Regions from separate parts of the Homo sapiens genome. Here region 1 is linked to region 2. Evidence: chromatin loops called from intact Hi-C (ENCODE). Cell type or tissue: PC-3. All regions are shown on one strand. Links, peaks and the distances in the headings refer to the core of each region. The heading gives the core; the rest is flanking DNA.

What was found. Hi-C counts contacts between places; a loop is a spot of excess contacts. Peaks named below come from ENCODE experiments on the same cell type or tissue, not always from the same donor. Only the 100,000 strongest peaks of a DNase experiment are listed, where the experiment ranks them.
Region 1: a loop joins it to region 2, with 2.1 times the contacts of the local background. A loop is called at or near these places in 11 of 110 quality-filtered maps.

What each region holds. Positions count from the first base shown.
Region 1 is chr3:16,117,674-16,134,399 of GRCh38, reverse strand. It overlaps LOC124906217 (a long non-coding RNA gene), which reads left to right and starts at 3,943. Exons shown (of 3, transcript XR_007095836.1): 1 at 3,943-4,027; 2 at 6,431-6,640; 3 at 6,737-7,433. LOC124906216 (a long non-coding RNA gene) reads left to right here. Exons shown (of 3, transcript XR_007095835.1): 2 at 46-177; 3 at 688-765. In PC-3, for the core only: no CTCF peak of the experiment used is centred there; a DNase peak (open chromatin) is centred at 9,609; H3K27ac peaks cover 1,988 bases.
Region 2 is chr3:16,063,630-16,080,355 of GRCh38, reverse strand. No RefSeq gene overlaps it. Among named protein-coding and RNA genes, the nearest start is that of GALNT15, 100 kb to the left of the region's middle. In PC-3, for the core only: no CTCF peak of the experiment used is centred there; DNase peaks (open chromatin) are centred at 7,425, 7,725 and 8,885; H3K27ac peaks cover 1,896 bases.

The DNA.
Region 1 (16,726 bases), core at 8,429-10,928, 53 kb before region 2:
GTCTAGGTCATAAAGGAATGTGGTTTCTACCACTATCCTTCTCAGGATACACACCCTGGGAACTCAGCCACCATACTGTGGGGAAGCCCAGGCCACATGGAGAGGCCACGTGTATGTATTCCATCTGACAGCTCCAGCTGAGGTCCCAGCTGCCGGCCATCATTAACTGCCAGACAGGTGAGTGTGTTTTCCTTCAAATGATAGCAGTACCCTACTTCTGAGCCATGCTAGCTAATGCCAAGTAGAGCAGGAATGAGCTATCTCTGTTGACTGCTCAATACTATGCAATCTATTGTCATTGTTGTAAGACTAAGTTTTAGGATGGTTTGTTATGCAGTAATAGATCATCAGAGCACTACTGTGTTTTTATTTCTTAAAACTGCCCCAACTGTGATTATGTAAATATTATTAAAATGATACGCTCGATGTCTGTTTCTCCTTCTGAATTGTGAGACCCATGAGAGCTGGGACCCTGAATGCCTTGTCCACTGTTGTATGTCCAGCACATGACCATGTCTACTACAAAAGAGGAGCTTCAAAATAGAATTGTGGAATGGAAGTTGTTTTGATAGAGTTATACTCTTTGAGCTCAGGTTATACTGAGTTCCCTCCTCTACTGTAATTTTACTGAATAAAACCTGTCCCCCAATCTTTAATTTAGTGTCCGGTTCTGTTTCTCTTTGACAGCACCCAAGAGAAACTGTGACTTCAACTGTAGTAGAAAGCTTTGAAGAGAAGAGTGATGAAGTTCCATTTCAGAGGGTCCTGGTTTTGTCCTGCAATAAAGCAGGAGGTGGACATGAGGATGAATGACCCTTTCAAGGCCTTCTGGCAAATTTGTCAGGTCATTGGTAAAATATCTCTTCAGGAGCCTCGTGATTATAAGGAAAGGGTCAGGCAATGAACACAGTCCTCCAAGTGAATAGAGAAGTGCTTCTATGGTAAATAAGCACAAGCCTGATCCCGACTCTGCTTCTCCCTTGCTGGGCAACTTTAGATAAATTGCATAACCTCTTCCAAGGCTCAGTGCCCTCGTTCTGTATGAAGAAGGGGTTGTAGTAGACGCTGTTTGAGTTCCCTTCCAGCCCTGATATATTATGATTTCCAGGGCCCCCATATTTCTGAATTAACTGAAAACTCCCCTCTTGCTCACCACCCTTGATGGTTATGTTGAAATGCCTGTCATCTGTGTGTTAAGCTGGGAGAGGAGCTCTCTACTGTGTGCCAAGAAAGAGCTCTCGCGCCTCTTCCAGGGCCATATGTGGCCAGGATCCCCTGGGAAAGCAAAAGCACATATCGTTGCCAAAGAGTCTAACTTTGTAACTCAGAATTTGCCATCTGCTAAACAGCTTTTAATTGAAGCTCCAAGAGGCAGAAGCTGGCTGGAAAAATCTTGCAAGCAGATCCAATAGGATTATCTTCCCTAAAAGAGGTTTTTCTATGTTTAATTAGTTGGAAGCCATTTTGTCACTGACAGATTATTTAGATGTCAGTCCTTTTGGTGCCCTATTCTCACCCCTCACCCCCATGTTTGAGCCTCACAGATTTTTTTTTTTGTTTTTGACAGAGTCTTGCTCTGTCGCCCAGGCTAGAGTGCAATGGTGCGATCTTGGCTCACTGCAACCTCTGCCTCCCGGGTTCAAGCAGTTCTCCTGCTTTAGTCTAACAAGTAGCTGGGATTACAGGCGTGAGCCACCGTGCCCGGTCTCACAGATTCTTTAGTTAGTACCAGCTTCTGATTCTTTTTTTTTTTGGAGGCTATACTGCCCATCCTCAGGCATCCAGTGTTCTCAAAGCCCTTTCTTCACCACTCAGAATACAGGTGAGCTATTTCAACCTGGATGGAGAAGCCAAGTATAACCAGTTCTCAATTTTTGGTGCCTGAGCTCATTACCACGCACTCAGGAGCCACAAATTCATGGTCCTTTAACCTACACCAAGAATCATCAGGCAGGCCTGGGCCTGAAAGGCAGCACCAATCGAGGGAAAGCCCAGTCATTCCAGGGGCAGCGTGTTAACCCTTTGCGCTCAGGGCCTTTCCATAGCCCAGACCGGCTCCATCTGCTGCTGGCAGGAGATGAGTGAAGGAGTAAGTCCCCAGAGTCAGGAGCCTCCTCCAGTTAGGGGCTTGGACTGCTGCATTTCCTTGTCTTTTTTCACGGGGCACATTGTGAGATTCTGGTATAGCCGCAAATGGTTACAGTCAGGAAGTGGCAACTTGGTATGGGAACCAAGGTCAGATGTGGCTGCAGCAAATGAAGATGCTGTTCATAGTGCTTCTTGGCTTGCAACTGGGTAAAATACTCAATATCAACCTGCAAATCAGTAACATTATCTTTATTTTAATGTTTTTATTATAGAAATTACCTTCATGTTAACCTTTTTATTATAGAAAATTTCATAACATAAAAATGGAAAGAAGAGTTAATGAATCCCTATGTGCCCATCACCCAGTTTCAACAGTTATCTACTCAAGGCCAACCTTGTTTCACCTGTATCCTCACCAATCCCCTGCTCCAACTCTCCATATTATGTCCTCACATTTTATAGTTGAGGAAACCAAGGTGCAATATAAATGAAAAAGAATGAACGGAGTCAGTTATTGTCAATAGATGAGGGTGGGGTAAAGGTGGAAAGCAGGGGATGAAGGAAGTGTATCACGTTCTTTGGGTTGGCATGTATATATTTTGGAAAATGCAAGGTCAATAATACACTCTTTTTTTTTTTTTTTTTTTTTTGAGACAGAGTCTTGCTCTTTCCCCAGGCTGGAGTGCAATGGTGCAATCTCGGCTCACTGCAAGCTCCACCTCCCAGGTTCAAGCCATCCTCCTGCCTCAGCCTCCTGAGTAGCTGGGACTACAGGTGTGCGCCACCACGTCCAGCTAATTATTTGTATTTTTAGTAGAGATGGGGTTTCACCATGTTGGCTAGGATGGTCTTGATTTCTTGACTTCCTGATCAACCCGCCTCGGCCTCCCAGAGTGCTGGGATTACAGGCCGTGAGCCACCAAGCCAAGCCAATAATACACTGTTACATAATTTTTGTTTGGAACATAAAAAAAATACCTATTGTTTTCATAATATAATTTACAGAAGGCAAAGCTGGACAAAAGCTTTCTCAAACCACTGGTGGGGATTACATCAAAAGCTCTGAGCCTGTGAGATTTTTATATTTGTCAGAAAGAGGCCATGGGTTAGAATAGGTTATAAATATAGGATTAGAATATGTCCAAGGTTCCTTTCCTCTTTGACACCCCAGGTCAACCATAACCCTAAATTGGAGGCCATGGCTATTTCCCTTTACAGCATCTAGTACTGTTCTGTGTAAGCAGGAGGCTTCAATAAATGCCTCAGAGAGGTGGACTTCCTTGCAGTTGCAGTTAATGTGTGAACTAATGGGAGACCTAGAGGAAATTGCTCGAAAACATCTTAGATATGGCATTTCCAAATTTTAAAAAAAGACTTTGAGCAAGCCCCATAATTTTCAAACTCTGTTCCTTAGGACCTTATAGATGCATGAGGGGTTTGGCAAACATTGACATGTACCATTCAACCTTGGAAGAATTAAACTTCCTGAGGAAAGCCTTTATTGCATTGATTTTATTTTGGGGTTTTGCTGGAAAACTTCAGTAGAATTTTTTAAAAAGAGCTCTGCTGCTGAAAAATCACTGACAATAGCCTCCTTCCACAGGAGAGGAGCTGATAGTGCAGAGAGGGTGTGACTGGTTCAAGTTCATACAATAGATTAGTGGAACTGATGGGACCAGAGACTCGGTATCCTGGGATCTGTGGACAGTTGACATGGTTATTGGATTGGGAGCTGCAGGAAGTGCCCAACATGGGAAGAAAAACCCTTTAGAATGAAAGGGCTGTCCACACAAGTTCTCTTGCTCTCCCAATCCCAGGTTGGGCTCAGCAAACAACTTTCCAGCTGTTGGTTCTGTAAGGGTTTCAGTGAGCAAGACGCACTGTGGTCCAGGAAAATCGAGCACCAGGGGCCTCTGGGCTGCAGGCCAAGGAACACTCGGTATGTTGTGCCACCCAGCTTCAGCCACTAAACAGTCCTGTCTCCACCAACTAACAGCCTAGAAGGGAAACTGTGGACAGATCACACCATTAATGAACAGTAGGGGAACTTTGGGAAGATTCCTGCAGAGGAAGTCATTGTTCAGGGACATGGCAACATGATCAGAGTACAAGCTGTGGAATTCTTCTCTGATGAGCTAGGGAACCCTTGAACCATGGCCCTCATAGTACTCTGGTTGCTTAGCTAAGTCCATGCCAGAGATTGCAAACGAGTGGTCAGTAGGCTGAATACTATTTCCAGAGATGTTTTGTTTCACTTCAGTGGTGTTTCAATACTTTTTAAGTAAGTCACCAACATTTTAAAATTGAGGGGTTTCACATTAAAAACTCCAGATTTCTGATGTCTCTTGAGAAAAAAGAGAGAAAGATCTAGCAACACTGAGCAGCACTAGCAAGACATTGTATCCCAGTCAGCTGGAAGTTGGAGCTTTAAACTGGGCATACATTCTGTCATTTGCTGCAGTCCCCACCAGCGTCGACTGCCTTACACCAGCTGCTGCTTCACTTGTTCAGTTTACCTCCTGGACCCTGTAGCAGTCTGGATTGGTGACCTAATACTCTCTGACAAAGAGTGTCAAACAATGACTCTCAAATATTAGCTCTGAACCCTCTATGGTGCCTACCTGAGGCCCTACCCCAGAGACCCCGATTCCTATGTATAAATGAGGTTCAGGATTTACATTTTAAACCAGCAGCCTAGAGGTTCTGATGCAGGTGGTTTTATGACCACAGTTTAAGACAAGCTACCATAGAATCAAGGCCCTGAATACTGGGTACACATTTGAATCAACAAAGTGAAATTTTACTCCATCTCCCTTATTACACACACACACATGCATGCACACACACATTTCCCTTTAACCATTCAAGTCGCTGAAGAAAATAGACATTTCACCCCTAAATGTTGCAGCACACCTCCCGTAAGAATATGGACATTCTCCTGCAGAACCACAAAGCATTATTAAGCCTGAGAAAGTCATAATTTCCTCATGACTAGATTCAGTCAAATATGTCCAGTAAGAACCTCACATAAATGATTTTGTGTGATGTTGTATACTTCCCATTGCATAAGATTAGGATGCAAAAAAAATGCAGAGGTTCACAAACTACAGCATGCACTTGGAGGGCTGGTTACAACCCAAGTTGCTGGGCCCTACTCCACAGTTTCTGATTTGGGAGGTGTGGAGTGAGACCTGAGATTTGCATTTCTCAGAAGTTTGCAGGTGATGCTGATGCAGTGGGTCCAGGGACCACACTTGGAGAACCACCCACACGATGGCAGGCCATCCCACCATTGGCAACAGATATTGGTATTTTTTAAAGCTCCACCAGGTGATTATTTGCAGCCAGCATTAAGATCCATTGCTAGTCTGGCCCCTCACTACTCAGATAAAGTCCTCGAGCCAGCAGCGTCAGCAACACCCGGGTGCCTTGTGAGGAAGGTAGAATCTCAGGCCCTACTCCAGACCTACCAAACCAGAATCAGCATTTTAGCAAAATCCACAAGTGGCTCGTGCTCGCATTCAGGTTTGAGAAGCACTTCTCTAGAGCACCCGGGAGCTTCTCTTACCTTTAACTGGGGCTTCCACTGGTCTGGTCTTCCCAAGACACCCCCGGCCACTGGTGGCCCTGTAAACATGGTGCCACCATGGATGAGTTGATGCCTGAGTATCGATGGGGGCAAGCCAGAGCGTCCTTCCTAAACGCTATCGAAGTCTCTGACATAGGTACAGCCTGGGGGTGATGGTGGGTGAGCTGCTGCTTAAGGGCCACAGCCCCGACCCTGGAGGGAGCAGGAAAAAAATGAAGCCTACCAGATTCACTCTGGGACCACTATCCCACCCCCAACTTCAGCCTTTCAAGATCTTTTTATTAATACCCACAATTACTCTGATGTGATTACATTACACATTGCATGTCTGTTTCAAAACATCACATGGACCCTATAAATATATACACTATTACGCACCCATAATAATGAAAAATAAAAAAAAAAATTTAAAGAAACCACTTGCTTTGGTCCCATCTATAATGTTAGTGCCTGATTTTACCTGCTCCTCTGGCTTCCAACTTGCTGCCTGCTCCTCACTCATGGCTTTGTTTAGTCTTGATATTTCTTGGTGGGTGGCGTTTTACTAAGTCCTAAGATATAAAGGTGACTAAAACAAATCCCCACTGTGAGGGAGTCGAGTTCCCTATTGCCTGACTGGCCACTCACCTGGCACTGTGAGGCCCCTTCTCAGCCTCAGTATCCCCATCGAGTGGCCTCACCTGTTCCTCGGCTCTGGACCTGCAGGGATGGGTTGGACATAGAGATCATCTGACCTCTTCTTTCTCTTTCCAGTTTGACTTTTAGAGACTGAGGCTGTCTGAGACCATTTACCAGCTATCACTGAACAGTGCCCTAAGCCTTGGGTGTCATGGAGGGAACAGATATGGCCCCTGGCCTTAGATTACCTACAACATGGTGTGGGAGATGGGGCACTTATGAAGAATGTGTTGTGAGATGTAATTTTTCAGAATGAGGAGAAATCCTTCCCACTAAGGGATTAAGGTAGGTTTCATGGAGGAGGTGGCATTTAGGAAGAGGCAGTGGACATCTTCAAGGTCAGATAAAACAATCAGGTGTCTTGGTTTTGCTTTGAGACAGGCCCAGGAGTTGCTGTGATTCAGGCCATGTGAATTGTTCCCCCACCTGCACACCCTGGGCATCAAGGAGAAGGCAATATCTTTGCTCACAAAGCATTTTGCAGGCCTGGGAAATGGAGCTTGGATTGTAAGGGGTCCGAACTACTTTAGCGCTGCAGTGGAAATAGCCTCCGCATGAGGGAGGAGAAGAATCAAGCGGGGAATGTGCCAGCTGAGGACTGGAAACCGCAGTCAGAAGAATGGATCTGCATTTTCCACTCCTGGCAGAGAACAGGCCTCAGTCAGGAATACAACCAGACGGCTGGGCCTGGGAGTCTCCGAAGCAAACCTGGAACTGAGTAAGTCATTATCCTGGGTGAAATTGAGTTTGAGGATGATCAGGAGAAGGGGACAGACAAAGAATCAGAAAGCGTGACAAAGGAGCTGTCTCCCCATCTCAAAGCATTAGACAAGGTAAAACTGTGATCACTAGTTTCATCATCGTCTGTTCACGCGGAGGCCCCTGTCTGCTGGGGTGGCCAGGGAGGGCTTCATGGAGGAGGAAAGTCTTGAAATTTGAGTTGGAACTTTCTGGATAGAGGAGAGGTTGTGAGAAGGTGGAGAACAGCACAGGACAGAGATGTGAGTATGCATTATGTCCCAGCAGCGATAAGACGAGGATGACCACCCGTGGCTGCCCATGTGCCAGCCCACGCCTCAGCCCAGGTGGGGCCTTCATGGTGAATTGCATTAATGGCCCCAGATCATCACCTCTCTCTGAATCCATGCCCTTTGTTATGCGACTGTAGTGACCTCCCAATCTGCCTGGATTCAGCTGTGTCAGCGGTGCTTTAGCCAATAGAAGGAGGCAGAAGGATGCTGTGCAATGAAGGATTAACTCAGCACACCTGGGTGGTCCAAACCTGCCCATTCCAAAGCAAGTTTTGGCCTGTGGCAGCCTGATAAGAATGTCATTGTTTACCTGGAGCCCGTGGGTCATGTCACATAGTCTACACTAAATGAGATTTATGGCGGGGGCTGTGAGCCACATAGTATTCAGGTGACCTCTGGAGAAGTTGGAAACTAAGGCCCACCACATGGGCAGTCAGCCATGCCTATGTGACCAGACCCCAATAAGAACCCTGGACACTAAGGTTGGAGTGAGCTTCCCTGGGTGGCCATGTTCCATGTATGTTGCCATACATCCTGGCTGGGAGAATTAAGCCCTGTCTGTGCAACTCCACTGGGAGAGGACAGCTGGAAGTTTGCACCTGCTGTCTCCTATGCACCTTTTCTCCATGGCTGATTTAATATGTATCATTTTCCTATAGTAAACTGTAACCATGAGTATAACAGCTTTGCTGCATTCTGTGAGTCCTTCCAGTGAATCAGTGAACTTACAGGTGGTCTTGGGGAACCTCTGAATGACAGATAGTATGACAATTCTGAGTCTAGGCTTCAAGAGGCCTTGAAAGCACTTCTGTTTGTTCTCTTGCACTTCTGTGATTGCCTTGAGAAAGGCACACTTGGGCTAGCCCATCAGTACAGGAAGGGAAAGAGAGATGTGTGGAGCAGGGCCACTTTCCAGATCCATCTTAGATCTGTCTAGCCCCAGCTGGTTGTGCATGAGTGAGCCCAGCAGAGACTAGCAGAGCCACACAGCTGAGCCCAACCTAGAGTCCCTGACCCCAAGCTGACCCGCATACTCATGAGAAATAATATATAGTTGTTGAAATTAAATTAGAAATAATACAAGTCAGTGAACTTTAAAACAGTAGGTCATCAGTAGTAGAAATGATAAACCCCCAAAGCACAGTGGTGGTCCCAGCCTTGCTCTAACTGATATGAGGACCTCAGAGAGCCTCAGCAAGCTAGTTACTCTGAGGGTCTCTGCATCCTCAGCTTCCAAGTCAGGATAGAGTTACAAATGAGCCACCCATGTAGTTTCATTCATGCAAATTGCAAGTTGATCCGTTTCTCCAAAGGATGCACGGGTGTCAGTATGGAAGGCCTTGTGGACATTTTTGTGGGAAGGGGCATGGAAGAGTGAAGAAGGGATATGGTCTGAAAGCAGGGTTGAGCAAGAGGGAGAAAAAGTGGGCCCCAGAGAGGAGGGTAAATATGAAGAGGACTACATGGAGAGAGAAGTAGGGAAGCACCTCGAGAGTATTTTTTCTAACCTCCTGACCTGGGATCTTCCAACAGGTATATACACCCTCACACCAGCAGGTACCTTCCAAAATGCTGCAGACTCCCCAGACCACAGTCCTGCTCTTGGATACACCATTGGCCTTTTGGAGTTCACCACAGTTCTGAATACTCGGGCTCTAACTCTGTACCCTCCCAAGGTCAAGAATTGCCTCATTCTTTAGATCTATCCACTCCCAGTTTCCCTGGGGTCTCCCCACTACTTGATGGAAGCCTAGCTTCCAGGGCTTTCCCAGGCTGATGGCCTCTACCCCAGGACTCTCCTGACCACCTGCGGTAGACTAGATTACTGTTAAACAAATATTCACTCCTTTTATCCCCTCCCTGGAGGAGGGATATCCCCAGACACATTCATGTTGGGCTTGTTCTTGTGACTGCTTAGCCAATGAAATGTGAGTGGAAGTGAAAATATGCTCACTCCAGGCCTACATTTTCAGGGCCATCATATTTCTGCCTCCCCCTCCAAGAGACTCTAACCTCCATCATTAGACAATTATGCTCCAGGTCACCACTGCCCCAAATCTTGGGTCAAGAATGAGAGATGCAGAGAAAATATGAACTTGAGCCTCAGCTTGAAGCAGAGCTGCCTTGGTCAACCCACAGGCATTAAAACAAGATTTAAGTAGTTTGTCATGCAGCATATTGTAGTGGTTGCTGACTAACATACCACTCATGAGGGGAGAGCCAATATCTTGCTGAAGTGAGATCACTATTACGACATTAGCTACCACAAATCACTAACAAAGGAAAATTTGTTGTATTCAGAGACACTTACATAAATCCATTCTAAGGATCAACATTTTCGGGCAAGAATGAATCACATTTGGCTATTATTTGCTTATAAGAATTGGAGAAAGGATGTTAACCCACGAATGCTCTGGAAGAAAACCCAAGTGAGAACTGTTCTACTATCACCAATCCAAGGAAAGATCAAGAATGCAAAGTGTCACTATTGCCTCAGGGAAAGAAACTAGCACACAAGCAAATTATATCCCCTGCCTATCTTCCACTTGGCTGCTTTGATAAAGAAAAAGGACACAAGTTTTGGAGTTAGAGGGGAGCTGACTTGGTGCCCTGCTACAAAATGTATTTACAAAAACAGACTTTGCAGAGCTGATATGATGGGTGTCTTGAAGATTGTGATGGTCTGCAACGGAGAGGGGCTGTACTTGTCTTCAAGGGCTGCCACAACAAAGTATTCCAGACTGGGTGACTTCAACAACAGACATTTATTTTCTTGCTTTTCTGGAAGCTAGACATCTTAGATGAAGGTCTCGGCAGAGCTGGTTTCTTCTGAGGCTTCTCTCCCTGGTTTGCCATGGCTGTCTTCCGCATGTGTCTTCATGTGTTCTTCCCTCTAGGCCTGTCTCTGCCTTCATCTCTTCTTTGACATCAGTCAAATTGGAGTGGGGCCCACCCCAGTGACCTCATTTAACCTTAATTACCCCTTTAAAGACCCCCATCTCCAAATACAGTCATCTTCTGAAGCTAAAGCGCTGGGAGTTAGGAATTCAAAACATGAATTTTGTGGGGACACAATTCAGCCCATGATAAGGGTGGAAATCACAGAGAGTCAGATCAACATTAGGAAGAATTCTCTAACCAGAAACATCAAGTGCTGCAAAAGTAGAGAAGCAGGTCCCTGTTACAGGAGCTATTTCAGCTATTTCTGTGCATATTGCATGACCTCTTTAGCAAGGATTTTTTTTTTTTTTTTTTGAGACAGGGTCTCACTCTGTTGCCCAGGCTGGAGTGCAGTGGTGTAATCACGGCTCACTGCAGCCTCAACTCCTGGGTTCAAGCCATCCTTCTGCCTCAGTATCTTGAGTAGCTAGGACTACAGGTGCATACCAACATGCCCAACCAGTTTTTGTATTTTTTGTAGAGATGGGATCTCACTATGTTGCCCAAGCTGAGGTCTCTAACTCCTGGCCTCAAGCGATCCTCCTACCTTGGCCTCCCAAAGTGCTGGGATTACAGGTGTGAGCCACCACACCTAGCCTGTTTCTTTCATTGGTTCAATAAAGATGCCTGTAGAGCTTACCATATGCTCAGTGCTATGCTAGGTGTTGAATAGGGAACAAAGCATTTATAGTATCTTCCCTCCTGCAGCTTTAAGTCTAGTGCGGCATTTAGGTGTTATACAAGTAAACACATAAATGAACATATAATGGCAAATTGCAGCAAGGGCATTGAGAGTATAAGGGGCTCATTTCATTGGATAGCTAGGGAGGACATAACAGACAACATTTGTTGCTAACACAACCCTGATTATTTCAAGTACCTAGGGATCCTTTTGTCTTGGAGAGTACAGGCCTTTACCCAGCTCAAGGGATGACTTGAAGTTGTTCTAAGCAGTCTTTGAATTCTTATTTCCCTTGACCAGTGATTGGTTGTGGAGAGGCCATGTAATCTATTTCTGGCCAATAAAATGAAAGCCAAAGTCTGTTAATTAGACCTTCCTAAAATATTTTGGTTTTCTGATAAAAAAAAATAGACCTAGTTGTAACAGCCCTTGTTCTTTATCCTTTCTTCTTTGTCCTTTCCTCTTCTTCCAGACTGAAGTGTAGAGGTGATGCCTGGAGGCATGGCAGCTGTCTTGCAACCACGAGGCAGCATGCCAAGTACTGTAAGGACAGAGGGATGGAAAGACAGGAAAAGCCTGGTTCTTGACAACATCGTCAAGCTGTGGCTCAGCTTGCACTCTGTACCTCTGCCTACCTCTTAAGTTAGGAAAATAAACCCCACTTTTTTAAGCTTCAGAAGTTGAGTTTTCTCTCACTTGCAATCAAACACAGTCCCAGTTGATCAGTCCAATAGGACTCACTGAGGGAGTAACATTTGCCTGAGACCCAAAGGCTAAGTAGATGCTATGTAAGTGAAGAACAGGGGAAAAGCATTCCAAGTAGAGGGACAATGGTAAAGACCCCAGGCAGGAATAAGGAACCATAGCCAAACCAGGAAGGCTTGTGGGATGTGATAAGGATCATTCTTTTATAATTCACAAGATGTTTAACAACTGAAAGGTTGGGGTAATAAAGCAGACCTTAGAGTCACGTGTCCTCAGTAGCAAGGCCTGCAGCTCTCCCAGAGCACACAGCATTACTTTCCTATTGCCTGCTGAGCCTGGACAAACATTCATTCCCCTCTGCCTTTCCCTTGGCTTGGTTAATTATGAATTTGCAGCCAGAGTTTGGATACTAAATAGAGTATTTGGTGGGTTGGCTGGTTGGTTTGGCTGCTAGCCCTTGATCTTATGAAGAGAAAACTAAAGCCATCTTTGTCCTCAGAGCAACGAGTCCAGACTGAAGATCAACCATTCTTTCTTTGACTGCCACTGGAAGGCAGTTTTCTACCGCTCCTCCTAAGTCTTTCAAAAACCTGGCTATTTTTCCCCTTACTATGAGGAGAATTAATACAGGTACTTTTTTTTTAATGTGTAGGGAAAATACAGGCATAATACAGGACCCTGGGGCTGGTTAACCAAGAGCAGTGACTCCACCTCTAAGCCTGCAAATGCCACTGGAAAATCAGGAACTGGTAAAGATGACACCGTTTCCTCATGCCTGGTCCTTGCTGTCCTCCCAAGACTCCACCTAGTGCTGTCTACCTGTCCCATTTGCCACTCAACATGTCTGGAGTTTCTCCTGGTCACCACACTTGCCCTGTAACATCTGAAGAACATGTTCTTTCTAGGGAAGGTTTCTGACCCATTCCTGGCCTGCACTAGGAGATCTACCCAAGCAAACCTCACATCCTCAGCATCATGACTCAAACTGCCACAATTTCTGCAGACAATATTTAGTTGCCACTGTGGAGATTTATTGTATTTGCCATTACAGTCTGAGGGTTTAAATAGGTGAGTAGCCAGAAAGCATAATTGTCATTGAACAATGTGCAGATGAGTTAATGGAAACACACGAGGTAGGGGGCACATGAGAGACACACAGCTGTTTTCACTCTGGGCTGGACCTGGTATTTGCACCATCACAGCAAAAGAAAGGCCTTGGCTGAACATGTCCCAGACACCAGCAGAGATTCTAGGGAAACTTTTATAACTTTACCTATGAGGTCCAGAATGCCTTTCCCTGGTTTCCTCTCCCTTGCATTAAACCCCACTTGCCAAACCTAGCCCCTGAGATGTAGCTCCTGTAACCCTTCCCCCAAGGTCCCCTGAATCCGGCCCTCAGAGATGGCCCCTCTTGGGAACTCTGACATCTTTGTTGTCTGAGGCCTCTCAGCACTTCCTTCCCCATCCTCTCTCCTGACCCCACTTTGGCTCTCACTCAGCTAATGCTGTTTTAAGAATTCCCCTACCAGATTAAAATCTCTTAGAGGCCAAGGACTCAATGTTATCATAGCCTTGTCAACGGCTATGAGAGTGATGATAAATTAAGATGTTGATTTTGTCTTCAGTGATACAAAGAAATGCCACACCTTCTATTTTCCACCGTTGCTTATAGAGGTAAAGGTATAGTTAGTTTTTCCTCCCCTTTTTATCCCCGCCCTTGAGAAAGAATTCCTTTTACCATGCAAACATTTCTTCCTCCTAGTCATCAACACAGGGATCCACTCTGAGGGGTTTTGTTTGGGGAGGTTGCAGGGGATGAGTTTCTCTGTTTACTGAAATTAAATGGGCCACTCACAATTCACCTGTTTTTCTGAAGCCTTTGGAAGCTCCACCAAGGGGATGAATTGCACTCACTCTCAGCCCCACAGGAGAAATGACATGGGCTGCTCTGGGGAGTACAGTGGAGTCGCATACGTAACAAAGCCCCACATTTATTTAGCTCTCACCCAGGCTTGCTGTTGCAGGACCCCCAGCCTCCTGCAAGGCAATCACTTCTGGGAGCACACAGTGAGTGGCTCAGATGTGCTGTTAGAAAAGTTCTCTTGGCCATCTGTGGCAGCCACCATGTTCCCCAATCCTGCTGCAACTCATGTTGGTAATGTCCATGATGTCTGTGAGGGTGTTTCCAGGGGTCTGCACTGGGCTAGGATCTCCTTGCTGGTGCCTCTGATACCCTGAGAATCTCTATCATTCTCTCTCTCTCTCTCTGTTTTCATCATACTTTGTCACATGAGGGCCAACCTCATATGGCTTTTAGCTTTATGGCTCACAGAATAAGTGGGAGAGCAGCTTTTGGAATGCTTCCTTGCTCCCAGCTTCTCATTCTCCTCCAGGACTCCAATATAAACCCCTAAAGGACTTAGCTGAGGACAAATCTGAGTGACAGAAGTCTCCTTCCTCTGTCCCCTACAGTGGCTCTCTGGATTATCCCTTTTCTTAGACCTCTGAAAATCATCACTGGAAGACACCTGGGAGCCTGGCTTCCTCTTTCATTAGATTATTATCCCTTGGAAGACTTCCAGATGTTCCTATTCCTGTCCAGAATGCTATCCAGAGAAAGATGATCTTGACATGGTGAAATGAGCAGGAAGAATGCTTTAAGCTGGGGGCAGTGGCATAGTCAAAGGTGGGGAGGGACATATTGTGTGTGGGGATCAGCAGCCTGCAAACCTTATAAGACAGAGAAATGGGGCTTAGAAAGTGGAGTTAATGAAAGAGGATCAGTTGAGTTCTGAATTTGTACCTTAGAGCCAGGCAATAAGGAACCAGTGACAGTTCTTGAGCAAGGGAGTAACTCAACATGGCAGTCAAGCCTCCAAGATGACCCCCCGTGATTCTCTCATCTTGGTTTTCACGCTCGGTGTGGTCCCCTCCCACACTGAATAGGCCCAATATGTATAACCAATAATATTGGAGAAATGATGGTCTGAGTCTAGGTCAAAAAAGACATGGCAAAAAGACATTTTAATCCCCATAAAATCGGAAAAAATAATATTCTATTGTGAAAAGAGATTGGGATTGAAGGAGCAGGATACGAGATAATGGTATAAGAATTACGATACAATTTTTCAAGATAAAGGTACTTGCACACTTTTTTATTTCCCCAAATTCCACAAAAATTATCCTGCCCTAGCAGAATATCCTGTCCATTTTGAGCAGATCACGTTGATTCATCTTCCATGCAGCCTAATTCCCTTGCCATAAATTAGTACTCCCTTTTTCCTATTTATTCTGAAACCCTATAAAGTGTTGGCCAGAGACATTCCCATGATCTGCCTTGTCTTCCAGGTCCTCACAAAGCCATGAGGAATGGTGCTGGCTGGGCCCACGAAGATCAAATGTGTCTCCATATGTCCACACACGCATGTCCATCTGGCTCTTTAGGGCTGTCATTAGCCTGCATAGATGTATATTTTGATGACGTTTTTGGAGAGGCTTTTTTTTTTTTTTTTTTTTTTTTTGACGGAGTCTGGCTCTGTCGCCCAGGCTGGAGTGCAGTGGCGCAATCTCGGCTCACTGCAAGCTCCGCCTCCCAGGTTCACGCCATTCTGCTGCCTCAGCGTCCCGAGCAGCTGGGACTACAGGCACCCGCCACCGAGCCCGGCTAATGTTTTTGTATTTTTAGTAGAGACGGGGTTTCACCATGTTAGCCAGGATGGTCTCCATCTCCTGACCTCGTGATCCACCCGTGGAGAGGCTTTTTAATCAGCGACTCTGGAAAAATTCAGAGCCCTGATAACAAAAATTGTGGGAGAAAAGGGCAAGGATGGGAAGAAGGGGAGGCTAGTTCTCATGGAGAATAGGAAAAATGTACAGCTGATCTTAATTATTCACAGGTTCTGTATTTGCAAATTCACCTACTCCCTAACATTTATTTGTAACCCCCAAATCAGTATTTGTAGCACTTTTGTGGTCATTCGTGGACATATGCAGGGAACCAAGACCTTAGAGTCACTGAATGCCCACATTCCCAGCTGAGGTCAGGCGAGCCGCGCTCTGCCTTCTTGTGTCAGTGCTGACGGGAGGTGATCAGAGGTGGGGATGGCGGGGGTGGGGCAGTGCAGGGCGAGAAGCTCAGCTCTGGGCCAGCTGGATGGAGTCTGAATCCCAGCTCTGGCACCAGTTAGTGGGGTGGCCTCAGGAGAGTCACTTATCACTTCTGAAACTCGTGTCTCTTTTGTAAAATAAAAAATATATAATCTGGCCAGGTGCAGTGGCTCACGCCTGTAATCCCAGCACTTTGGGAGGCCAAGGTGGGTGGATCACCTGAGGTCAGGAGTTCGAGACTAGCCTGGCCAACATGGTAAAACCCCCGCCTCCACTGAAAATACAAAAATTAGCCAGGCATGGTGGTGTGTACCTGTAATCCCAGCTACTCCAGAGACTGAGGCAGGACAATCAGAACCTGAGAGGCAGAGGTTGCAGTGAGCCGAGATCGTGCCACTGTACTCCAGCCTGGGCAACGGAGGGAGACTCCATCTCAAAAAATATATATATATATGTATATATATATATATTATATTTTTTTTTATATATTTATTTTACATATATTATATATATTTTATATATATATTATATATATTATATATATTTTATATATATATTATATATATTATATATTTTATATATATTATATATATTATATATTTTATATATATTATATATATTATATATTTTATATATATTATATATATTTTATATATATATATATATTATATATATTTTATATATATTATATATATTTTATATATATTTTATATATATTATATATATTTTTATATATATTATATATATTTTATATGTATATTATATATATTTTATATATATTTTATATATATATTATATATATTATATATATATTTTATATATATATTATATATATATTTTATATATATATTATATATATTATATATATATTTTATATATATTATATATATATTTTATATATATTAT
Region 2 (16,726 bases), core at 7,372-9,871:
TCTTCAGCATAATTATTAACAGCATCACTTTTCACTCTCAAAAGTTCTTGATTTAGGCTGGGCACAGTGGCTCACACCTGTAATCCCAGCACTTTGGAAGGCCTAGGTGGGTGGATCACAAGGTCAGAAGTTCAAGACCATCCTGGCCAACGTGGTGAAACCCCATCTCTACTAAAAACACAAAAATTAGCCGGGTATGGTGGCGCATGTCTGTAATCCCAGCTACTTGGGAGGCTAAGGCAGGAGAATCACTTGAACCCAGGAGGCGTTGCAATGAGCCAAGATTGCGCCACTGCACTCCAGTCTGGGCAACAGAGCAAGACTCCGTCTCGAATAAAAAAACAAACAAACAAACAAAACAGTAAAAGAAAAAAAAGTATCTTGATTTGAATGATCAAGATGATAAAGAGTTACTTTAGTCATCCTAATAAAATCTTTCCATGGTTTCTCCTTGACCCACCTGAAGAAGGGTGGATTTCATTGCCCATTAACATTATACAGTCCTGTGGTCTTTGAGTAATATTTTATACTTGGCGGAGAATCAAAGTAAATATATTGCAGCTGTTTGGAAACCAGGGAGGGTTTTAAATTACATCAGCTTGACTTGATGGGCTCTAAGGATATGTGGACTCGGGAAGGTGGAAATTATTAGAACAAGCACCTTCATGGAAATTACCATTAACTCAAAGTGTCTGAACTTCCCTTTACCCCATCTCCACCACTCCAACCTTCCCCTGCCAAACTTTCCTTTCATTAAAGGAATGAGTCATTCCCAATGGGAATCATATAGGAACTGTTGGGGAAAGTATGAGATGTGGAGTGGTTCAGGCTTGGTCTTGCAACTTAATTTTATCATTTGCTAGCTCCATGTCTTTGGGTAAGTTAGTTAACTTCTCTGGGTCTCAGTTTCCTAATTTATAAAAGGGATAGCATGACCTACTTTGAAGAGTTGAGGTCAGGATTAGATATAATAAGGTACCTGGCACATGGGTATCAAATATATGACAACTAATATTTAAGCCAGATCTAAGGATCAAAATGAAAGCAAGGTATGGCAAATTAGATTTTCCAAATATGGCCACAGCAATGTTTCAAATCCTACCCATTCTTCCAGACATTGCTATTCCCCATCAAGAGGCAGAGTCTATCTTCCCTCCCCTTAAACTTGGGGAGAACTTTGTGACTGCCTCAATGAATAAAATGTGGCAGAATCAATGCTCCAGAATTCTGAGGACAGCTGAAAAAAGACAACCTACCTGTGCTTGACTCTCTCTTTTTTCTCTCAAGATGTCCATAGTGGGAATCCAGCCACCACGCTTGTAAGAAAGCCCAACTAGCTCACATAGAAAGATATATCCAAAGGCCCATGTGAAGGGGAAGTGAGACCCCCAACCAATGCCATTATTAATCATCAGACTTGTGAGTGAATAAGCTTTCAGATGATCTCAACCCTCAGCTGTTGAGTCTTTCAATGAGACCCCAGAAATTAGAAAAAATAATACAAACCATCCCTATCAGTTTGAATTATTGGTCCACACATCTATGAGCATAATACATGGTTATTTAAACTAAGTTTGCAGTTAATTTGCTTTGTAGCCATAGGGACTGGAATTCAAAGTAATCAGGGTTTCATGGATGGGGCTGATGTTCCATACATCTGAAACAGGCAGGGTAAATGTGAGCACAGCCCTTTGCTGTGGTCCATCCAAAACTTAAAACAGTGTATGAATCAGGATGGGCTAGCTGGAGAGTTCATTATACAAATCTGTCCTGTTGCTTCTGATTGGAGCCCCATGTACATATTTATGCTCACAAAATGAATTGGCTCCATTTTTCAAACTCAGAATTGTCTCTTACATCTAAATTCCTAGAGCCCTGTCTGTTCTTTGAAACTGACCATTTACTAGCCTGGAAGAAATGGAACCATAACATGATACAACTAGTTTTTATTGCTGAAAGTGCCTCAAGTTATATAGGCAAATTGCCGCTACCTTCTTCAAACAGCAGTTGTACAAGCTCTAATCCTATTTCTTGATTTTCTGTGTCACAATGATGGAAACTTTGTCCAGTGCTAAGAGTGCATCTGGAGGAGAGAGTTGAGGAAAACTAGCAAGACCCCAAGTCACAGCCAAGGGCTGTGAAGAATATCAGACCAGAAGTTAAGGCAGCAGCAGGACCAGCTTTCCAGACTGGCACAAACCAGGAAAAATGGGTTCAAGGGGCAGATCATGCAGACAGAGCCCAGTCATGGCCTGGAGCCTGTCACACGGCCATGGTAAGGAAGTTAGTGTGATGGAGTGAGGAGAACATGAGCTTTAGGGCAAACAGACTGGGTTCAAATCTGGTTTTTCAACACACCAGCTGTATGACCTTGGGTAAGTTACTTAACCCCTCAATTTTGCCACTTGTAAAAATAGTACTGTGTCCGGAATTTATTCCTTCTGGTGGGTTCTTGGTCTCGCTGACTTCAAGAATGAAGCAGTGGACCTTCGCAGTGAGTGTTACAGCTCTTAAAGATGGTATGTCTGGAATTTGTTTCTTCAGATGTTCAGATATGTCTGGAGTTTCTTCTTTCCGGTGGGTTCGTGGTCTCGCTGACTTCAGGAGTGAAGCCGCAGACTTTCGCAGTGAGTGTTACAGCTCTTAAAGGTGGCATGTCTGGAGTTATTTGTTCCTCCAGGTGGGCTCGTGGTCTCGCTGACTTCAGGAATGAAGCCGCAGACCCTCACAGTGAGTGTTACAGCTCATAAAGGTAGCGCAGACCCAAAGAGTGAGCAGCAACAAGATTTATCATGAAGAGCGAAAGAACAAAGTTTCCACAGCATGGAAAGAGACCCGAGCAGGTTGCCGCTGCTGGCTGGGGTGGCCAGCTTTTATTCCCTTAATTGGCCCCACCCATGTCCTGCTGATTGGTCCATTTTACAGAGTGCTGATTGGTCCATTTTACAGAGTGCTGATTGGTGCATTTACAATCCTTTAGCTAGACACAGAGTGCTGATTGTTGCATTTTTACAGAGTGCTGATTGGTGCATTTACAATCCTTTAGCTAGACACAGAGTACCGATTGGTGTGTTTTTACAGAGTGCTGATTGGTGTATTTACAATCCTTTAGCTAGGCACAGAGCGCTAATTGGTGCATTTTCAATCCTCTAGCCAGACAGAAAAGTTCTCCAAGTCCCTGCTCGACCCAGGAAGTCCAGCTGGCTTCACCTCTCAGGACTACTTGTGGCAGAGGCAGCTAGTCATCCACCTAAGAGATGTGTCCCTTTTGAATAGTACTACTGTGGCTGAGAAGCAGCTGCCCAGGATCTCAGTTGCTCCATGTGACTAGGTGGACATATGTGGCCATGGAATATGAGCAGAGGTCATGTGTGTCACTATCAGATTAAGACGGCTAAGTATCCTGTGTGCTTTGCCCAGGCTATTATCCCCTTTCATGGTGACTTTACAGGCCATAAGTTGAAGACAGCGACATCACAGGACAGAATATGCCTGGACCCTTGTGTCCCCACTTGGAAGAAAGCCATCCAACCAGGAACAAGTATATTAGACTTTGTATGAGTAAGAAATAACCTTTTACTATGTTAAGACACTAAAAATTGGGGCTGTTTGTTACATCGGCTAACCCACCCTGACTCATATACTGCTTTAGAGAATTGTTATATGCATAATTGTAGATATAATTAGAATGGGTTGTTTACCATTTGTCTTCCCTATTTGACTGGATGCTCCTTAAGATCCTTTTGACCCAGCTGACCCTTATTGCCACTATAAACCCTATTGACCAGTCCCTTACATGCATCCGGTACACACAAAGTAGTGAGTAAATTTGAATTGGTTTTCTGCAGCTTGACTAAAAGAAGAGAATTAGAATCTGGACTCTTTAGCAGTAGGAGAAAGAAAAGGTTGATGTTTAAAAAGAACATTACATCAACACTTCATTACCAAAATTAAACAACCAACCAAAAAAAAAAAAAAAAAGCCACTCTAACAGTTTGGCTTTTTTGCCTATTTGGCACTTTGATGCCACGTGGGACCAAAGAAATGAGTTTTCCTATTAGAAAGTTTTGGAAACCAATTTACTATTATATTTTCTTTAAAGTTCCACAAAGCTTTTATAAGTTAATTTAATGGTTGGCTTAACCACTGGTTCATGTTTCCAGCAGATAGGTGGTTTTATCTAGGGAGGGAAACAATTGTGTAAATGCAAACGTGGTAGCAAGAGTTGTACTTGAAAATGATACCTTACTGGGAACATCTGAGTTTTCTCTATCAATTATCAATATGAATAAACATACCTTGCATGTATATAGCACTTTTCTTTTTATTGCTCCCAGTGTGTTCTGACAAGAATCCTAAGAGTTGGGGCATATTTTTTTGTCATCATTTCACAGATGGAAAAATCGATAAAACAGAGAGAGTTGTGATTTGGCCTACGTCTCACGGCTCATGTGAGAATCAGAAACCAGGTCTCCTGAGTCTCAGCACAGGACTTTTTCTCTACCAGACCTCCCAGGTTGATATGTGTTCAACATGGATGACAGCCCAGTAGGAACCAAATCAAACAGACGAACTGTTTTCAAGCCCAGTCTGGGAAAAGTCTCATGCTTGGGTCACTTACAGGATAAAAAGTAAACTAAGACACAATCCTACAGCCTGACAATAGCCAAGCTAATGAGAAAATAATCTAAATAGGTGAATCATTAAAAATAAAGAAATAAATCATAAACTAGCAACGCCTTTTAATAACAGAAGAGATGGGGTAAGACAGGATAAGACTAAATGACAAATAAGTATCACAGTCAAGAAATGCGATGGTATTCTAACAAGGGAAAGAATACATAGGGCTAGGATACCAGAAAAGGCTTCATGGAGGAATTGGGATTTCCGAAAAAGGTAAAATTACGTAACACAAATTGCCATATCAGCTCAGCACTTCTCCCTTACCCTTTTGGAAATGTATCCCCCTTTCTTTTGGAAATTGCCCCTTCCCATTCCAACTATTGGGGATTATTCTGGGTGAGGCTGCCAATGTTAGCGTTCTGCACTTTAGCTACTAGAGTAGACATAGAATCCAATTCTAGACAATTAGAATTCTTAAAAACAAGACACACACCCAACTTGGAACTAACAGAGAGGAAGAGGTCCTGCTTGCATGAGATGTGAGGAAAAGCTACTGCCGGTCATGAATCCTGCTTTAAGAGGAGATTGGGCTGAGAAAAGGCAGCTGAGATTAGAAATAGAGCAAGACAGTGCTGATGACATTGGAGAACTTGGTTCCAGTTTTCTCACAAGCTCAGTGAACCTCTGCTTTCCCTACAAGTTACTCCACTGAGCCAATTATTTTCTTCTTTTCCCTAATGGTGGTCAAGTAAGGCTCATGCCACTTGCAAACATAGTCTTGACTATGGGAATAGGTGAAGAGGAGAGGGGAAGCTGCTCAGGCAGAAGCTACTAAATGAATCAAAACAGGAAGGCATGAGGCAAAAGCTTCTTTAAGGGACAATTTTTAAAAACTATGTTCTCATTTTTTTTTAAGTTCAAGGGTACATGTGCAGGTTTGTTATATAGGTAAACTTGCATCTTGGGGGTTTGTTTTAAGATTATTTTATCACCCAGATATTAATCCTAGTCCCCGTTAGTTATTTTTCCTGATCTTCTCCATCCTCCCACCTTCCACCCTCTGATAGGCCCCAGTGTGTGTTGTTCCCCTCTATGTGTCCATGTGTTCTTATCATTTAGCTCCCACTTGTAAGTAAGAATATGTGGTATTTGGTTGTCTGTTCCTGTGTTAGTTTGCTAAGGATAATGGCCTCCAGCTCCATCCATGCTTCTGCAAAGGATATGATCTCATTCTTTTTATGGTTGCATAGCATTCCATTGTGTATATGCATCAACTTCCTTTATCCAGTCTATCATTGATGGACATTTGGGTTGATTCCATGTCTTTGCTATTGTGAATAGTGCTGCAGTGAACATATGTGAGCATGTGTCTTTATAATTGAACAATTTATATTCCTTTGGGTATACCCAGTAATGGGATTGCTGGGTCAAATGATATTTCTGATTTTAGGTCTTTAAGGAGTCACCACACTCTCTTCCACAATAGTTGAACTAACTTACACTCCCACCAACAGTGTATAAGCATTCCTTTTTCTCTTCAACCTCACCAGCATATTTTAATAACATCATTCTGACTGGTGTGAGATGATGCCTCCCTGAGGTTTTGATTTGCATGTCTCTAGTGATCAGTGATGTTGATCTTTTTTTCATAAGATTTTTGGCCACATGTATGTCTTCTTTTGAAGTGTCTGTTCATGTCCTTTGCCCACTTTTTAATGGGTTTTTTTTTTCTTGTAAATTTGAAACCAGTGTTTTTAGATCTGAGGACTGGTATACCTAAATCCTCAAACTGAAATAGCAAGTTTTGAGCACACTGAATTTAACACCACAGCAGAACAAACCAATAGAGACACTGAGCAGGCAACCAAGATGTGGAAGATAGGTCTCCAGAGAGAAATCACAGCTGATAAAACTGTAGTGAAAAGAGCACTAGACTCAGAGTTAAAAAGACTTTGGTGTGAAAGAGCTTTTATATAGATTAAATAAGTTCATGGATTTGAGAAATATTAACTTGGGAACCATCTACATGCAGGTTACTGTTGATGTCATGGATACAGAAAATTACCAAGGGAAAAAGAGAAAAAGCCTTTGATAAATGCTCACAATTAGTCAAAGACAATAGGAGCATCAAGGAATTAGGGAAAAAACAGGGTCACAAAAGTCAGGTATGTAGAGTTTGAAGAGGGAAAGCTTGAGTAGTGGTGAAAAGAACCAAGAAAGCCATTGAGAAAGTTGAAGAGAGTTTATTGCACTTACAGAGCAAGACTTTATTGGTGAACTTGGAGATGGCAGAATGCCAGCCAAGTGATAGACAGAAGGATAGTTAAAGACATGCTGATGTGGCAGATGGTGTCAGTGCCCATCCATATTCCTCAGACTTTCCAATGGGCCCCTGCTGATTTTCCAGTGTGGAATCTGCCTCTCTGTGTTTGAGAGAGTTTTTTTCTCAGAACCACAAAAGACCATTCTGCTCATGAGGCAGGCCAGAAGTGGTAGGGAACTAACAGCTCTCAGGAGCAGCTCTTTGACTCAAGAGTTGGTGGAGAAATACCCCAACTCCTTTGCCCTGTCCCTGGAGTAAGACAATTCTAGGCATGCATTTCATATCATTTCCCAGAATTTTCCCCCAGATTAAGCTTCCATTCTGCACCGGGGTAGCTGGTTTAATAGCATACTCTTTATTAGCTGTGTTTCTTTCCTTGTCTTATTTCTCTAGTCTCCAAGTAGTATATTCACTGCACTTCCCAAATAAACTACAGCCATGAGATACATTAATCATGGGGATATGGTCTGAGAAATGTGTAATCAGGCAATTTTGTCATTGTGCAAACATCAAGAAGTACACTTACACAAACCTAGGTGGTGTAGCCTGCTACATACCTAGGTTATATGGTATAGCCTATTGCTCCTAGGCTACAACCCTGTACAGCATGTTACTGTACTGAATACTGTAGACAATTGTAACACAGTGGTAAGTATTTGTATATCTAAACATATCTAAGCATAGAAAAGGTACAGTAAAAATATAGTATAAAAAATTAAAAATCCTACACCTGTATAAAGTACTCATGATGAATGGAGCTCCCAGGACTGGAAGTGATTCTGGGTGAGTCAGCAAGTGAGTGAATGTAAAGGCCTAGGCCATTACTGTACACCACTGCAGGCTTTATAAACACTATACTCTCAGGCTACACTAAATTTATTTTAAAATATTTTTTGTCCTCTAATAATAAATTAACCTTAGCTGATTATAACTTTTTTATTTTATAAACTTTTTACTTTTCTTAACTCTGATTCTTATAATAACTAGCTTAAAACAAACGTCTTGTACAGTTGCACAAAAATGTTTTATTTCTTTATATCTGGTATGGTTTGGCTCTTGTTCCCACCCAAATCTCATCTCAAATTGTAATCCCCACGTGTGCAGAGATGGACCTCTAATCCCCATGTGTCGAGGGAGGGAGGTGATTGGATCATGGGGGCGGTTTCCCCCATGCTGTTCTTGTGATAGTGAGTTCTCATGAGATCTGATGGCTTTATAAGGGGGTTTTCCCCCCTTTGCTTCGTTCTTCTCTCTCCTGCTGTCTTGTGAAGAAGGTGCCTGCTTTCTCTTCTGGCATGATTATAAGTTTCCTGACGCCTACCCAGCCATGCAGAACTGTGAGTCAATTAAACCTCTTTCCTTTATACATTACCCAGTCTCAGGGAAGTTCTTTATAGGATTGTGAAAACTGACTAATATCTTAATTTACAAGCTTTTTCTATTTTTATTTTATTTTCATTTTTAAAGCTTTTTTGTTAAAAACTCAGACACACAGACACATTAGCCTAGGCCTACAACAGGGTCAGAATTATCAATGTCACTGTCTTTCACCTCCACATCTTGTCCCATTGGAAGATCTTTAGGGGCAACAGCATGCAGGGAGGTGTCATCTCTGGTGATAACAATGTCTTTTCCTAGAATAGCTCCTGAAGGACCTGCCTGAGAATGTTTTACAGTTAGATTTTTTTTTCAGTAAGTAGAAAGTGTACACTCTAAAATAACAATAAAAAGTAAAGCATAGTAAATACATAAGCCAGTAACATAGTCACTTATTATCATTATCCAGTATTATGTTTTATACATAATTATATGCGCTAACCTTTTGTATGACTGGCAGCTCAGTAGGTTTGTTTACATATGCACCACCACAAACACATGTATAACGTATTGTGCTACAACCTTACCGCAGCTACTACAATACATGCTGCATTGTTGACCTAAGGTAGTTACACAGCTCATGACCACACTTGTGGTTAATCTTTGTCTCACTGTCGGCTGCTGAGGGAACCCAAACTAAGACAGGTGATCTTTTAATTTATGGACTGAACTAGGATGCCTGTGGGAGAGAAAAGGGAGTGGACACTGTTAATAATTATGCCAGGACAACTGGCGCAAAGACAGGCTTTCCACACCTGAAGGTATGGCCTTCCTCGTTACATGCCTCTCCTTTGAGAAGATGGAGTGGGCCAGAAGAGATGTAAAATTTAAATACCAATTCCTTATAATAACAGAGAGCAAATAACAGAGAGTCTTTTATTTAGTGAGCATTTTTCGTTATGCACTATTACCTCGAGGGCTCTGGAAAGGAATATGCCAGCTCAAGAGCAGACAAATATCTCAGGAGGAGAATGGACCATAAGAAGTAGGTCAGTGTCCAGCCCAGCTCATGCATTTCTGAAATCCTGGGATTCAAGGCTCGGGGCCGCAAGCAATCCTGTCAACCGTAGTCAATAAGACAGTCATCTGAAAGCATCGCTGGGCGCCCCCCCTTGCTTCCTCTCACTTCCCATTAGTGATGCTAGTGCCTTCCTCTTTGTAGCTGCTCAAACAGAAAAACCTCCTTTGACAGCACATTCATATCCTCTCTGTTGGTCCCAGCAGCCCCAAGGATACCATCTGGAAACCTGGATCCTTTACTACCCAAAGCCTTTCCACTTCAGATGCTTCCCCATCTATTGTTTCATCATCTCTCTTCTAAAGAGATTTTCCTCTTCAAGAAAATCTTTCAAGAAAACCATTCCATTTCCTCGCATGGTTGAAAAGGAGCTGGTGCTGCAGGGAAGAGCCCCCTGGATGTGATGGTACTGAAAAGGGGGGCAAGAGACTCACATTTTTTTCCTTCCCTGTGCACGTATTAATTCCATCCCTGGATTCAAGATGGGAGTTTCCATGTGATGATGGTGGTGTGGTCTGAGATCTCTGCTGGGGAGGGGCCCTCTGTTCTCCAGCGCCAGGTGGCAGGCTGGCCTGTGGTACTGGGTGTCTCCAATGGTACCAGGATGCTCCTTTCCTGGGAGATGTGTCCCATCGCTCTGACTCCCTGCTCTTGACAATCTGGCTTGCAGCTGCCCCACTGGAATTTGGAGTTGATGCATAAATAGAAGGATCGACACACACGATGCTAAGTTGTGTCTATGTATTAACTCGCCTCACCCACACAATTCTATGAAGTAGATCTTGTTATTCATCCTGCGTTACAGGTGAGAAACTGAGATATAGAGAGGCTGTATAGCCTGCTCAGATAGTAAAGTGTGCCATTTAAGCAACTGACAACAGAAAAGCCCCTGGGATACTTCATAGATCTTTAGGTAAGGCTGGGCTGGTCAGCTGGGTTGGTTGCAGGAGGAGCTGACTTGATGGGTCTCAGTACCACAGAGCTCTCTTAGCTTTAGTGGATGAAAATCTGTTCTGTAGCTACATGCCTATCCTAGACCTTGACACCTGGGGGTATGAGCTCCCATAAAGGGCCCTGGGAGAGTTTATCAGGATGCCGGATCATGCTCACTAGTTTCCAATACCCAGCATCTTTCTGTCCGCTTTGCCTGGGTCTTAAAATCTCCTGTTAAAAGCACCCCTGACTTTGCTCCTGCATCATAGGCCCAATTCATGACCTCCTCAGAAAAAAACCCTGATGACTCTTCCACCCTCCCACTGCCCCTAGAGATTACACTCCTGCGTTCTTCCCTGCCTGATGTTTGCTCATCCTCCATCATAACAGACAGCAGGCAGTGGACATGGGTGTCTCTCAGCTGGACCTGCAATTGATGAGCAAGACATTCTCACAGGTGTCTCGGGGCGTCATGTTTATATTCAGAGGGGTACATGCTGAGCCAAGCCACTTAATTCTTCCCAAACACATTCACAATTTCCTGCCTTGATGTCTTTGTTGATGCTGTTCTTGCCCCTGTGAATGGCCCATCTCTGAAGGCCTAAACTCCAGCCATTTGTCCATGCACAGTACCATGCAGATACCACTTGATGTCTTCGTAAGAACCTCACTGGAAGTCTTCCAAACCTCCTCTGAACCTGTGTAGGTTTTCTGTCTGTATCCCTCTTCAGTAGTAGATGTAATGCATTCTTCTGTGAGATATGTATTTATGTTTATACTTCCTTTTCTAGCCTGTAAGCTCATGAAAGGCTGAATCAGTGAGTCATGATTCAACTATGCATCTTCAAATTTGCTTAGCAGAGAACCTGGCATGTAGGGTGTTTTTGAATGAAATGCACTTACACAGACAGGGGAAAAAAGCAATATCTGGTAAGGGAAACTTTGGAAATTTCAAATAACGTATTTGCAGAGTAGATTATGTACCTCAGGCATCAAATAAAATAAAATTTATATTTCAATTTCTGTCTTCCTTGGGCATGAGGTCCAGGGTACCACTGTTTGATCAGAATTCAAACAGATACTAACTCTCCACTTAAAAGAATAAATTCTATCATTTAATTAAATTATGTATGAGAGGGGACTTGAGGGGGGTTGTTTCAGAGTCAAAGCTTACTCAGTCTCCTTTCACAGTTCTATTTTTCTTTCTAATTAAAAATCAGTGGAATTTTGAGAAACCGACTCCAAACACTTCATACTTTCTCTGTAATTTTTCCCTTAAAAAGAGTAGTCTGATGCTGAACCAATTATATATTTTACACAAGCTTTATAGAAGGCTCTTCATCCCTCATTCTGTAGAAGCTACATAATCTCTCAGCAGATTTGGGGAGTAGTGGCTCATAATAATAATGCAATTGTATCAATAATAATAATAACTACCAGCATTTTACAGAATGCATTAGTCAGGGCACTTTGATCACAAGCCACAGAAACAGATTCTGGCTAATGTAGGCAGGAAAGGAGACACTGGGAATTTTAATAGTTGCTATTGGTGCTCCACCAAGATCCTTCTTACCTTTGGTGCACTCACCCACCAGCTGCTGTGAGCATTGGTTACAAACAGTGCATAACTGCCCCCTTCTCCAGCAAATTGCCCTCTGCCAACAAGAGTCCACTCATCTGGGGGATTACCCTCCACTTCCCATTGGATTGATATGGGAGATTTAAAAAGCCAACCACTTTGCCTGAAGGCAGAACTTACTCTGGTGTGCAATTCATAACTCACAGACTCTTAGGCTAAGGCCAGACTCCAGCTAAGATAACATCTTTATTCAGCTCTTTCCCCCATCCTATTCTGTTTCCCTCACTTTTTTATGATTTCTTTCAAGGGCATCAATAAATCATGTGACAAGAATTTCCCTCAGGCTCTGTTTCTAGGGAACCCAAGCTAAGGCCCACAGAATGGTGAGAGGACAGGACTCACAGTAGTACTGGGACTCTCGGAGAAGAAATTGAGTGCTGGCCTCTGGCCTCTTCAGCCTGCCCCCCACAGGATGAATCAACTCCAACCATTTTAAATGTTTTTTCCTCTCTACCGAACATTTAAATTTCCATAAAAAGAGTCTAACTGACTTATCCTGAGTCACATGCACACCTTAGCACAGAGAGAGGACAGGGCACTTCTTTCAACCATCCTAACAAACTATCCAGTTTCCTTGTGGTAACATTTGGGTACCTTACCAAAAAGAAAAACAAATATCACCTGGACAAATATCATCTCATTTAATCCTTAGGACAGCTCATGAGGTAGATGCTATTATAGTTGTTATACAAATGAAGAAACTGTGGCACAATTTAGGAAAGGCCAAGGAACTAGATCAGCACCCCCCAAATTTCTTGTTTTGAAGGTCTCCTACTTTGTAGGGTTGACTCTCCAATATTCATTCAACCCCTACCCGGTTAATAAACCTGTCATGGCAATCCCAAGCCTGTTTAGTCTGTTTTGTGCTGCTATAAGAGAATACCATAGACTGGTATAGCTATAATGAACAGAAATTTATTTCTCACTGTTCTGGAGACTTGAAAGTCCAAGATCAAGGGGAAGGCTTCTGACAAGGGCCTTCTTGCTGTGTCATAACATGGCAGAAAGCATCATATGGCATAAAAGCAAAGAGAGAGAGAGAGAGAGTAAAAAGGGGCTGAACTTCCCTTTCTATAACAAACCCACTCCTGTAATGACTACATTAATCCATTCACTCCACCCTCGTGGCCTAATCATCTCTTACCAGGCCCCACCTCCCAACACTGTCACACTGGGAATTACGTTTTCAACATACGCTTTTTGAGAAACACATTCAAACCACAGCACATACCCCTCGGCAGTTATTGGTTCAGGAATGGGTATGTGTCCATGTTCTGGCAACAGAATACGAGGAAAATTTTCCTGAGTCATCTGGGAACTATCTTCTTCTTCCTATGGAGACACAAGATGAGACCATCCCCAACTCTTCGTCTAGACATTGCTAAGTGTGCCTCAGACAACTTGCTCACCTCTGTGGTCAATGCTAGCACAAAGAGGTGGAAAGAATCTAGAAAGAAATGGAGCAGAGCTTACGTATGTCCTACCTGAAGTCCGCTGAACCTCTGTTCTCTGTTATATGGCAAAATAAAATTCCCTGTTTTTAAGATACAGCTTGAGCTGAGGATTTCTGTTACTTTTAGCCAAAAGCATCTTAACTGATACACTCACTACTCTGGGTTGAGAAAGATGCCAAAGGAATAAAGACATTTTCAAAGATAAGTCCCAGGACAACTCATGATTTTGAGAATTTCCATTGACTAGCTGTGTAACCCTAGGCAAGTCATCTAACTTCTCTGAATCACAGCTTCCTCAGAAATAAAATAGAGATAATACAGTTGGCCGTCTGCATCCATGGGTTTTACATCCATGGATTCAATCAACCACAGATGGAAAATATTAGGGAAAAAAAAATTCTGCAAAGTTCTAAGAGCAAAACTTGAGTTTGCTGCATGTTGAATACTATGTTGAGTTCATGTAAGCATTGTTTTAGGTATTATAAGTAATCTAGAGATGATTTAAAGTACACAGGAGGATGTATGTAGGTTGTATGCAAATACTGTGTTATTTTACATAAGGTACTTGGGTGTTCATACATTTTGGTATCCATGGGGAGTGCTGGAACAAATTCCCCATGGATATGGAGGGATAGCTGTGCTTGTATCTACTTCATAGTGTGGTCATAAGAATTAAACAGGATCAAACATTTAGAACAAACAACCCACTACCTGATGCTAGTAAGTGTGCAATAATAGCTGGCTATTAGATATACTCTTGGAAGAAAAGTTAAAATAGAAAAACTAATATCTATTGCTTTAACACTATTAGTGAATATTTAACTATTTTTCTGCATTCTCCCCTCACACATCATTTCTGATATTTATCTATATATGTACCTAATTCAGTCAATGCATCATCTCCTTTCAATGAGCATAACTCTGTCAGTGCCTCCACTTACAAGTTTGACCATATTTAAATTGTGAAAAGGCAAAGATTCCTCATGTTCTCTTTGTTTTGCTTTGAATAGCCCCCAGCATAATTCCAAGAACATGCAGACACAATATATTCTTAGTTCAGTGGCTTTTAACCATGGGTCAAAAATCAAATTCAACTGCAGTGGTTCTTAAACATTTGGGGGTCATGAACCCTTTTTTGAGAATCAAATAAATGCTGTGGACCAATTCCCGGACAAATGCACCGCCAAGCAAAATGTCCATACACGAGATGCCTCCCCTCCCCCAGGCACAAGACTCCCTGAATTAAAGTTTTTAAAATAAACCAAAACAAAATGATGAATAAGCACCACCACGTACCAGAGGCTTTACTAAATACCTCTAGTATCAAATCTTTGCATTTAATTATTTATTTACTATATGCATCCATTCACACATTCATTTAATCTTTACAAAAATACCAAGGTGAAGGGACTGCTCTTGCCTTTTGTGTTGATTCAGAGATGTTAGGTATCCTTCATGAGGTCACACTATCAGCTAAGTGGTTTCACTATTCTATCTTATAAGCCCTCCTTGTTGCCTCACAACCTTCCCTAGATCACCAACCAAAGTCACAGGCAGGAACAAGCATTTTCCCATCAGTTCTCCTGATTGGGAAATAAAGGCATTGTGAGGAGAAGGCCTCACAAGAAGTAAAAATGTTAAAATGAAGTCAACTCAGCTCATGGGAGCCTGAAGAGGCCTCCATTCACTGGCTCCTTTCTTCTTTCATTCTCTCAACACATGTGAGCTTTGCAGTGTGCCAGGCGCTATGCCAGGAACTGACATCATGCAGCATTACAGGAAGAACCCACAGAGAATAGATCTGAATTTCAGCTTCATCATTTAGCTGCTATGTGACCTCCAGGAAGATAATTAATTCCCTGAGCCTCAGTTTCCTTATCTGTAGAGTTACTTTAATCTTCCTTGCAGGGTTGTCCCACATATCAGATGTCAAGACAGCAGCCTGCCTAGGACGTGCACAGGATGGGCGCTGAACAGAAGTCAGTTGCTGACAGATTTCATACCTCTGAGGTCCAACAGAGATCCTTAGAGAAAAAAAAGTAAAGTCCTACTCATGAGAGAGACCCAGCAAAAAGGGCAGAGCAGGGGCCTGAGCTAACACAGGGAACAGCAACTTCCTCTTCTCTTCAGACCATTCAGCTGACACTCCTCTTAGTTTTCATGCTGAAAAGGGGAAAATATTTTCCAGGCAGTTGGGAGGAGAGTTTTTCCATTAATCTTCCCCTTGCACATTGCTTCACTAAGATCCAAAGTGACACAAAACTAACTCCAGGAGTTCACACCAAGGAGGATGGAAAAACATACCCCTGCCAGAGCTAAGGAAAGGAGCTCTCTCCAGGCAAGGGGGCCATTTCATCAGGGGAAGTGTCAGCACCGCCCTCCAACCCATCGCTGCACCCCAAGAGCACACATGAAAGCAGCATCCCACAGGCCTCCCTAGCGTGTCTGAACACAGTCCTGAAAGAGTGCTTTACAAATTTCTGGACATCCAAGCAGAAGCGACATGCCTAGGAAGTATGGGGGCTGAGAAGGAGGGTCAGCCAACCACATGAGCCCTGTCTTGTGCCCCAAAGCCTCCATCAGAGACTAGACCTCAACTTTTTTTTTTTTTTTTTTTTTGACATGGAGTCTCGCTCTGTCACCCAGGCTGGAAGACAGCGGCTGATCTCGGCTCACTGCAACCTCCACCTCCCAGGTTCAAGTGATTCTCCTGCCTCAGTCTCCTGAGTAGCTGGGATTACAGCCGCATGCGCCACCATGCCCAGCTAATTTTTGTATTTTTAGTAGAGATGAGGTTTCACCATGTTGGCCAGGCTGGTCTTGAACTCCTGACCTCAGGTGATCCCCCCTGCCTTGGCCACCCAAAGTACTGGGATTACAGGTGTGAGCCACTGCACCCAGCCAGATCTCAACTTTTTTATTCAGTTTCCCTCCAGCCATGAAGGATGATCTTTGAAGTGGACTCCTTCAGTCCAGCCTGACAGCCCATCCAGATCTGGGTACCCAGATTTCAAATGGATGCCCTCCACATTTATAGAACCAAATAAACAGGGAGGGAAGAAGCTAGCAGGAACTGCTATCCCAGAATCCAGTTGGGATTGACCAGAAAGTGCACTGAAGCCTTCCCAGTGTTTGGCAGAAAATCAGCCTCCTTGATCAATGGGATGGTTGTTTTGCTGCTGACAAGCTAGCTATTGATGGTGCCAGCTGGCCTTTCCTTTCACACCAAGGCGGAGCTGGGAGCTGAAGGGTAAGGCAGGCATCTGGAAGTGCACATCCTGGCTCTAGACACTCTTCCTGCTGCTTCAAGGGTGCTGGCCCAGAAAAGAAAGAAAAGACGGAATAAGATGCTCTTAACC